Regions from separate parts of the Mus musculus genome. Here region 2 is linked to region 1. A link is a loop called in an ENCODE intact Hi-C map of the cell type or tissue named here. Cell type or tissue: heart. All regions are shown on one strand. Region 1 holds the start of Tstd2 (thiosulfate sulfurtransferase (rhodanese)-like domain containing 2). Region 2 overlaps Xpa (xeroderma pigmentosum, complementation group A).

Evidence for each region. Hi-C counts contacts between places; a loop is a spot of excess contacts. Peaks named below come from ENCODE experiments on the same cell type or tissue, not always from the same donor. Only the 100,000 strongest peaks of a DNase experiment are listed, where the experiment ranks them.
Region 2: a loop joins it to region 1, with 2.3 times the contacts of the local background. A loop is called at or near these places in 7 of 42 quality-filtered maps.

What each region holds. Positions count from the first base shown.
Region 1 is chr4:46,135,433-46,140,432 of GRCm38, reverse strand. Tstd2 (thiosulfate sulfurtransferase (rhodanese)-like domain containing 2) reads left to right here and starts at 1,958. Exons shown (of 10, transcript NM_173033.3): 1 at 1,958-2,053; 2 at 4,839-5,000. The coding sequence starts at 4,882. Ncbp1 (nuclear cap binding protein subunit 1) reads right to left here and starts at 1,922. Exons shown (of 23, transcript NM_001033201.3): 1 at 1,547-1,922. The coding sequence starts at 1,580. In heart, no CTCF peak of the experiment used is centred here; a DNase peak (open chromatin) is centred at 1,962; H3K4me3 peaks cover 3,363 bases; H3K27ac peaks cover 2,121 bases.
Region 2 is chr4:46,189,632-46,194,631 of GRCm38, reverse strand. Xpa (xeroderma pigmentosum, complementation group A) reads left to right here. Exons shown (of 6, transcript NM_011728.2): 2 at 1,475-1,582. Among named protein-coding and RNA genes, the nearest start is that of Xpa, 4.2 kb to the left of the region's middle. In heart, a CTCF peak has its summit at 2,394 (motif pointing right); no DNase peak of the experiment used is centred here.

The DNA of each region.
Region 1 (5,000 bases):
GTAAGAGGCTCATCTAAACTCCCCGGTCTCACAACTTCTACCCTCACTTTCTCTCTTCTACCAACAATGACCTCCTTGCTGTCTGTTCTCTAACACGACAGAAATGTTCTAACCTTAACTCACGGTTTCCTTTGGACCTCTGCTTCCTCCAAGCATCCACACGGCTCATCCTCACATCACTGAAGCCATAGGCCATCTGCAAGGAGGCCTTACCTAACCAGCTTCTCTCTCACTTTGGTCTCTACACCCTTTACCTCACATTATTCTCCACAACCCCGTGACCTTATAACGAATTGCACTATACCGCTGTGGGGTTTGTCTTAACCCAGGGGAGGGAGCCTCCACTGTTCTACTGCCTCCTACTCCACTGCAAGCACAGAAGCTAGGAAACTGTTTAGCAAGTCGGCACTCCTGATGTATTAGGACATTCTCTCAGGTACTACTGGCAGAAACCTGGGGCTCCACTATATGGGATTCGCTTGGTTGTCTTAACATTCCAAGGGAGGAAGCTAACCCAATTAAACTTGGGGGAGGGAGGGCTTTTTTTCTCAACGATGTCAGCATTTATCTGTGTGTATCACCTCTGAGACATTAGCAGTTGACAAAATAAACATCATCATGAACTACTGGTGAGCACAATATCTCATTTAGCCCCCCGTAGAAACCAAATGGCTTAGTATTATCCACAGTCCACGCTTAGGTTTAAGAAGTCATATGACCCTGACAAGATCACATAGTAAATAATCGAGATGTCGAGCTTCGAACCTAAACCCTTCGGTTCTAAAGTTTTTTCTTGCCTTAACCCTTTGGACCTAACACTAACAGCTCCAAGTGTGTTCTTGAAAGGCAATAATGGTGCAACAAAACAAAATTTATGGCAACACAACGACGTCCTTGCCGGCGACCATCAAAACTGACATGAGAATTAATAATCTGCTCGGGTTTTCCTGCACTTTCTTATAAGGGAAATATGCTTAAAGCCAATCCAACAAAACACCCCGTGCCTGTTTATTAGTGACCTCTGGGGTGTTGGTATTCTTTTTTTGAAGCCTAAAAGAGGGGAATCAGCGGGTGGCAGGTGGAGGAGAAGGGCTCAGATTGCAATACATCCGACCTCTGTCATAGCTTTGTTCTTTTCCTGTCTTCCCAGGGTCCTTTCCAAGTACACCCTGGAGGGCTAAAAGGAAAACACTGGTCCACTAGATATATCTCCTCCACTAAGTGATCCTAAGAGGCAGCAGCAGACAGACACACGTGCGGTTTCCATGATCAGTAGTGAGGGATTAAGTCCTCAGTGTCGCGGGACCCCAGGTCGGATTTGCTCACGGGATTCACCAGGCCTTCCTTTCCCATGACTGAAGGAGATGGGGTAGCAGGGAGGCCGTCGCTTTCCCGAAGCCACTATCCACAACCGAGCCAGCAGCCTCCCTTTGGGGCTCCCCGAGCCCTCCCGGGGAGAAAGGATTCCTATCCGTTCCCGGGAGACTGAAGGCGAGCCCGGCCTCGGTTCTCACCCGGACGCAGTGGCCAGGCCGAGAGCACTTACCATCGTTCTCGTAGCTGTGCCGCCTCCGCGACATGCTGCTTGCTGGTGCGCAGCCGATCTGAGTTGCTAGCCGCCTGCAACCCCAGAACCGTCGGGCTGCCGGCCGGCCGGTGCGCGGTCAGCGGCGAGGCGCGCGGACTGAGCGGCGCGCAGGCGCACTCGCTTACGACGCCTGCCGGAAGCGCGTGCAGAGGGGCACCGGATGGGCTCCGCAGTGGAAGGCCGGCGTCTGCAAGTCCAATTGCGGCCGCCTCCTCCGGCTTTCCACCCCGGGCCCTTCTGGACAGCGAGCTAAATTATCCGGGCCGCAGCGATCCCGCCTCGGCTTTATACAGGCCCGGCGGGATTTTCCCGGCGGCCCCTGCGCCGACGACTTAGGAGACTTCCGGAGAAAGGTGACGGCTCAGGGACTCTCTGCGCACGCGCGCGCCGGGGGGCGTGGGCTCGAGGGCGGGGAGCAGCGCCAAGTTGGTGAAGGGAGACCCAGGAAAGGCCTAGGGTTTGCGGGTAGGTGTTCTCTCTTTCTCTCTCGCCATCCCGCTGTAGACGCCTCGGGAGACCTGAGCGGGGAGGAGGGCAAGCCACTTTCAGCGGTAGGGAATCCAGGCCCGTCCGGCTGAATCTGCTCACTGTAGTCCTACTGCCTACTTCTCCCAGCTGACGGACGCCCCAGCTACTGATCGGTGTGGTTCCAATTGTTCTATTCCTCTGCACGTGTACAGTATGTGGACGTCCTCTGCCCTGTGATGGACACCAAACTGTCTTGTCCATGGTCTAGCCCAAACTTTTCCTTCAGTCTTACCTGTTACAGTAAATGGCCGTTTCGGTAGTTTGCTTAAATCCAAGAATTTAGGGAGGAGTCATTAGCTCCTTCACTTCCTGTGTTACAGTTTATCCACTAACACTGCCTGCTATACTCTGAGAGCAAGTCTAGTCAAACTTATTTACTATGCTTAAAACTCTTCACAGACTTAAAGCAATATTTTATGTATTTGTAAGTCTGTACATCATCCTGGAACTGGAGTTTCAGACTCTCTGTGAGCAAGGAGGAGAGTGCGCGGGAGCGGGGTGGGGGTGCTGAATCCCGGGTCTTCTGCTAGAGCAGTAAGCACTCTTAACCAGTGAGCCATCTTGCCATCTTTCCGGCTCTACTTCTCTTTGTTTATTTTAAAGATTATCGTTTTTCTATTCTTTTCATTTATTTATTCGTACATGCAAGCAATCCATCTTTCCAGGAATTTCCACTGCGAATTCCAAACTATGGCTTCTTGGGTTCTGTTCCCGTCATTGTGTGTAAACCACCATGTTCTTCTGCTAAAGTCCAGCTTGTTCACATTTTAGGAATCAAGACTTATTTTCTTTATCTGTTGGTCTCTGCTCTGAAATTTACATGACTAACTGTCAGGGACCTACAGAGTTATTTCTCTGACTCCTCAACTCTTGCTTTATTTCATTCAGCAAGTACTATATTGTATTAATTAACATTTGTCACCGTCTGTACATGGGACAACGAGACGGTGTTCAGGATACTGAAGCCCTAAGTGACCCTCTCAGGAATGATCACAGGTACTGTAGTCTGACGGACTTAATAGCAAAGGGCGAGTGGTACAAATTATCACTCATCCTTTGCTATTGAGGACAGATTATCCAGAGTAAGACTTTGGAAGAGTCCTCCAAGAAAGGATTTTAATATATTCTCATCTGGCTCCAGTTGCCTGAAATGAGCCAATTCGAGCCAGATGAGAATATATTAAAAATGGGTTTATTGGGAATCTGCTCTCAGGTGAGTTCACTGACCGCTACCAGGATTGAGACCAGGGAAGTCACTATGGGGATGGGGGTGGAGGAGGGAAGAACACAGGAGCAAAGAAAGAAGGGAAGGAGGCCCAACAAGGAGGCCAAAAGGTCTGGATTGTATAGAGAGGAGCCTCTGGGGGAAGGTTCAGGGTTGGGACAGGGTATACCAGATAGGGACTATGGGATACTGGGAGAACCTGAAGACCATGTCTGCTTTGATATGTAAAATATGCACCTTGGTCCAAGGTTAGAAACCAAACCTTAACCATTACTAAATCAGATAAGAAGTGAGTGTAGTTCAAAGTGGATTGCTGACTTTCAAAGGATGGCAAAGCATTGGGCCTGGTATAGTGGCCCCGAATTCTAGAAGTAGAGGCAAGGGGAATCTTAAATTTAGGATTACTAGAACCTCAAGGCCAGCCCCTACTATATAGCAAGACCCAGACTCAGAAAAATTAATTTAAAAACTAGGGGTTGGCCCAGGCAGCATACACCAGCTGATAGGAGGCCCCAGACACATATATAGCAGAGGACTGTGTGGTCTGGCCTTAGTGAGGGAAGATGCACCTAACCCTCAAGAAACTTGAGGCCCCAGGGAGTGGGGGCATTCTCTTGGGCAGGGGACAGAGAAGGTGTGGGATGAGGAACAGAGGGCAGACTGGAAGGTGGATAAAGACTAGACTGTAAAAAAGATTCAAGAATAAAATTTTCTTAATTTTGTTGGAAAAAAAAAATAGGGGTTGGCAAGATGGCTCTGTGGGCAAACCCCTGCCACTCAAGCCTGACAATACAACGTGTGTTTGATCCCTGGAGCCTGTGCAGATATGGAACTGGCAGGCATCTCGGCACAAGTAGCCACAGAAGTAAATCAAATGTAACAAAGAAGACTGCATTGGTTATAGTGTATCCATTTTGGTAAGATTTGGCCACAGTAGCAATTTGGAAATTTTGGCTCTGAGATTTGAGAACAAAAGAAACAAAGCTACAGAAACACTGGAGTTGGTTGATTTGGGAAGTCCATAGTGCTTTTCTGCTCTCATGTGCTGCCCTGTGTTTTGTTTTCCCCTGGCTTACTTCCTAGTTCATGTTTCTTTGAAGATGAGTGCTATTGCCTCAGAAGGGCTCTTCCTGTGTATGAGGAGCCCTTCCACTTGCCTCCTTACTCCACTCATTTTCCTTTGAAATATTTAAAAAAAAAAAAGAAAAGAAAAGAAAAGTCAACTCAAATCAATGTATCGGCTTACCTTTCCTAGTAGATTGTAAACTTAAGAGGATAGACTTTTTCCTATTGCATTTACTGCTCTATTCCTGGTGTGTAGAAGAGAGCCTGGTAGAGCATAGTTGTCACATAAATACACTGTGGAGTGAGCGAGGGGACGAACGGAGAGCTTGGGGTAGGAGGCTACTGGTCATTTCATGAGTCCATTAGCTTCATGTCTGCTTCAAGAAGTAACCAAAGAGCTGATTGCTATATTCTCTTTTGCTTACGTCTCAGAAGATACTTGTCTGCAAGGAACCTGTCCCACTGATAAAGCCAGATGCCTTCTTCCACTTCACCAGACGAAGAGGATGGCCTGGAGACCTGTGTTTTAAAGGTTTTTGATCTGGATTTAAAAGAATCAAATCTTGTTAATCCCAGCAACAGTCTCAAAGCAGA
Region 2 (5,000 bases), 54 kb before region 1:
TTCCGTATCTCGTTTGAACGCCCTGCCCCTCATTTCACTCACCAGCCTGGGGAGAAAGGGCTTTCTCCTTCAGAGGTTTATACCCTGGTGTGAGTTTTAACCCTTGGGCTTTGGCAGTTTTCCCTTCCGTTTGCCGTTTTCTGTTTGTCACAGGGAATCACTTCTGCTCCTTGCTTCTGCGGCTAGGTCCTCAGGGCGCTTCTTAAAGACACTTCCCAGCTAGGCTTATCCTGTTTGCTCACTTTCAGGTCTAGTTATTCTAATCCTCTTAAAGTGTTTTTTTTTTTTTTTTTTTTTTTTTTTTGACAAGTGTCTAGTATAGAATCCTCGGAGTAAATACTAGTTATCACCACAATCCTTTCTGCTAGAGGCTGTTGTCCCCCTGTCCTCCCAAGCCTTGTGTAGAAAGGAATTGCCAAAGCAGGGTTGGAACCGGCTTAAGGTTCTCCTTTGGCTGCTATCTAGAAACTTGGGATTTGGTGTGTTTCCACTCTTCCGACCTGGCGGTTTACTGTAGCTATATAGTAGGTAGAATGTGATGTGTGCTGTACACCTGGGTAGCTCTCCGGAAGTCGGGCATTTGGGGCTGGAGGATGGGGAAGGAAGCTCCCATATTGGAACTCCTTTAGGTCTGCACTTGCCTGGTGTGTCCTTTGACTTGACTTTTCATTTGTATTTAAAATCCTTCACAAATGATTAGCGAATGTCAGTGAGTTAGGTTCCCAAGTTGTGTGTATTGCTGTAGAAGGTTAATTACAGCCAGGGAAGCAGTTTTGGAAACCTGATTTATAGCCAGTCGATAGCCAGGCTAACTGCAGCCTGGTCTGCAGTTAGCATCTGAAGTTGGGCAGTCGGGAACTGAACCCTCAACCTGTGGGCTCCGACTCCCGGTAGATGGATGGCATCACATTGGAAGTAGAGGGCACCTGGCCAGAATCACTGGAGAAATGCTAGGGGTGTGGTGTCTGTTGAGTAGTGTTGAGTGGTTTGTCCTGGAGCTAAACCTCTGATGTGCTGGGAGCGTTGGGGATTGGTGTAGGTCTGTTATAGCCATAGGAGTGATCTTTGAAGGCCCCATTTCTTTATATACAGCCAAGTGCGTTCCCCCAGGTGCATCCCAGCGTTCTGCGTTGTCTTTGGTTTTTGTTGTGTGCTGTAGTCAGTGTGACAGCCTCAGGAGGCTGTTCTTTACTGTATGGTAGGTTCTTGTGGCTGTTTGTATACATGCTCACACCGCCTGTGAGAGGAAGTGGCATTTTACTTCTTTCTAAGGTGTAGGCTAGTTGGTTTTGTTTTGTTTTTGTTTGTTTGTTTTTGCTGTTGTTAGTTTTGCTTTTGTGCCCTGCTGCACCAGCTGGGACCTTAAGGACAGTCTGAATGAAGCGGTGACATTGTCACCCTTTCCTGTTTCCCCGCAGGAGAGTCTATGGGCTTGCCAGGTTCAGTGGGTGACTCCTTTCTCTGCTTTCTGTAGGCGTGGCCAGTGTAAAAGCAGCTCCCAAAATGATTGACACCAAAGGTGGCTTCATTTTAGAAGAGGAAGAAGAGAAACACGAGATTGGAAACATTGTTCATGAACCAGGTAAAGCATTTAAGTGTTTCCACAAAAGAAGTATGGACATTGGTAATTTGGAGTGACATGAAGAATTCTTTGCTCTTTGATCCATGAGAAGATGCAGGGATGAGGGGAGGGGCTGGAAGGAGTAGAGGGAGGGGAAGCTAATCAGGACGTATTATATGAGAAAAGCCTCTCTCCAATAAAAGGGGGAAAACACAACTATGTGTGTGTGTGTGTGTGTGTGTGTGTGTATGTGTATATATGTATATGAATATATGTGTGTGTATACATATATACATACATATTTATTTGTTTATCAGTTTACAGTGATAACTTTTATTTATGTTCCCTTTTCATGGTAGAACAAATATGCTTACTCATGTAACTTCTTGGACATAGGATAATATGAAGATTAATATTAGGAAGCACTACAAAACATTTTCAGGCAGATTCCCAGTTTCAAACTCTCATCAGTAATATAGGAGAGGGTTGCCGTCTCCACAACTGGCAACAGTTTTCTTAGCAGTCTTTCTGTAGCTGCTGCTCTTATCCTGATGTGAGTCGTAGCGTGCTCCGGAGTTGAACGGCACCTATGAGATACTAATGATGTTGAACATTCTTTTGAGTATTTGCTGCCCATTTTAAATTTTGGATTAATATTTCCATATAATTTTAAATTAAACTATGTAATGGTGATACAAAGCTGTATAAATTTTAGGTACAGGTTTTCTGTCTTCCTTTCTTTCTTTCTTTCTTTCTTTCTTTCTTTCTTTCTTAAAGATTTATTTATTTATTATATGTAAGTACACTGTAGCTGTTTTCAGACTCACCAGAAGAGGGCATCAGATCCCATTACAGATGGCTGTGAGCCACCATGTAGATGAATTGAACTCAAGTCCTCTGGAAGAGCAGTCAATGCTTTTAACTGCTGAGCTATCTCTCCAGCCCCCACATGTAGTTTTATTTTTTATTTTTATTTATTTATTTTATTTTATTTATTATTTATTTTTTTTTTTTGAGACAGGGTTTCTCTGTATTGCCCTGGCTGTCCTGGAACTCACTCTGTACACCAGGCTGGCCTCAGAAATCCACCTGCCTCTGCCTCCCAAGTGCTGGGATTAAAGGCGTGTGCCACCACCGCCCGGCTCACATGTAGTTTTAAATGATGCGCTTCTTGTTGAGATTCCTAAGGGCTTTATTTTCTCGGGTATGTCTGTATTTGTCATTGGCATGGCATTGCATTTATTAAGTATACTCATTAAGGACAACAGGAAGTCAACTCAAGTGTGAACAGGAGGATAGAGATGGGGATCTCTAGTGTGAGCAGGAGGATGGAGAAGGGAAATCTCATTTCAGGGCTTTTTGAATAACAATGTGATATAGCCATCTAATGGCACTTCTGATCAGTTTCTCTTCATCCTAGTACATATTTTGAGGATATCAACAGCCTTGTTCTAAAATATTTTGTTCTCTCTTTTATAGCTCTGCCCTGTTTTATGAAGAACCATTTCTTTTAAGAGCTTGGAGATTAGTGGCGTTAAGGGGCGGCAGGATCTTGACAGACCATGCTTTTGAGTTAGCTAAGGAAGGCAGTGCCCGAAGTGTGTTTCCTACTGTGGCAGTCCTGAGCCAGGCTGGGCAGTAACAGTCATACAGTCATCCTAAGGACTTCCTGGGGGGTAGGGGGGCTTACACTTGCCTGGGGACCATTAGAGGATTAAAGGTTCTTAGTATTGAAGTCTTTAAGAGAAGCCAGCTTCACCTTGCCAGGGGTAGTTCTGTGTGGGGTGCTGGGGGGTACAGGGCTCAGTGATTGTCCCTTAAGAAGTCTGTAATCCAGGAGGTGACACAGCAAGCAGAGGCTCTTGCTCTGGTGACATGTTGGAATGAAAGAAGAGTAATGTCCCCATCTGAGTGAGTTTCGTGTTGACTCTCCTAACATTGCCTTGTTCTCTGTATTGCTTTAACTGCTTAATGTGTTGACGGCCTCTCTCTGTAAATAGACCCCTCCGCCACAGTCCGGGGCCAGTCTTCTTTGTACTTTCAACAGTACCATAATTGGCTGAACAAAAGTCCTCAAAGATGTCCACGTTCTAATTGTCTTGGAGCCTGCGTATATATTACTTTACTTAGAGGAGACTTTGCAGACAGGATTAAAGTTAAAGACCTCGACATGGGGAGATCGCCATCATCCCGGGGACCCCAGTGTGATCAGGGCTTCCCAGGGAGCTGGGCTTGCAGAGGAAGCCAGGGAAGGCATGTAGAAAACTGTTCCTGGTCCTGAAGGTGGGAGTTGAGGGAGGAGTGTGGGTGGCCTCTGGGAATTGGAAAAGTCCCCTGGAATGAACACAGCCCTGCAGACTGCTTGGATTCGACATACTGGGTCTCACTGGCGAGACGACAGATGTAAGGCCAGCATCACCTTACCTGATATGCCCACTGAGAAAAGAATCTTAAACCAGACTAGGATAGAGGGGGTCTCAGCAAGACAGAGGCTCAGACAACCTTACTCCAAACAATCAGACTTTTTATACCTTTATCAGAAATATAGCGGTAGTTGCCAGGATCAATATGACGGTAGTTTCCAGGATACAGTGATGTTTGTAAGCGATACAGGATTGTGATGGCTATTCCCAGTTGTCAGCTTGACTATATCCGGAATGAATTATAATCCGGAAATGGTGGACACACCTGTGATCCAGATCTTGAGGCTGGAAGACACAGGCTTTTGATCTGGATTTTTAAAAAAACATTTTATTATGTCTGTTACTAGCATTGGTGTTGTGCCTGCATGTATGTCTGTGTGAGAGTGTCAGATCTTGGACAGTTGTGAGTTGCCATGTCGGTGCTGAGAATTGGACTCTGGTCCTCTGAAAGAGCAGTCACTTCTCTTAGCCCCTGAGCCATCTCTTCAGCACCTGATCTGGATATTGAGGCACAGTGGCCATGAAAAGCTTAGGCCCAAGCAAGGTGGTACACACCTTTAATCCCAGCAGACAGGGAGGGGCAAGCAGATTTCTGGGTTCCAGGTCAGCCAGAGACAGAGCAAGTTCCAAGTAAAGAACAGTTAGGTCCAGGTGAGGAGGTCACACCTTTAATCTGGGCCACACCTTCAGCTGGATGCCCACTTAAGACAATGGAAGAAGGAAGACTTCTTTCTTCTTCGCCTGCTTGCATTTACTTTCCAGCACATCTGTTGGATCCTACTTCTTCAGGATTCCAGCTTATAAAGAAAGCCAGGCGAAACACCCAGCCTCGTGGACTGAGCAGAGGCTAGATTGTCGGACTTGCCATTCACAGCCCATTGCTAGGTTAGTTGAACTGTAAGTCATTCCAAGAATATATAGAGACATTCCATAAATTCTGTGGCTCTAGAGAATCCTGACTAAGACAAGGACACACAAGATTAATGTCTAAGGCCACTTGTCCTATCAACCTTCCC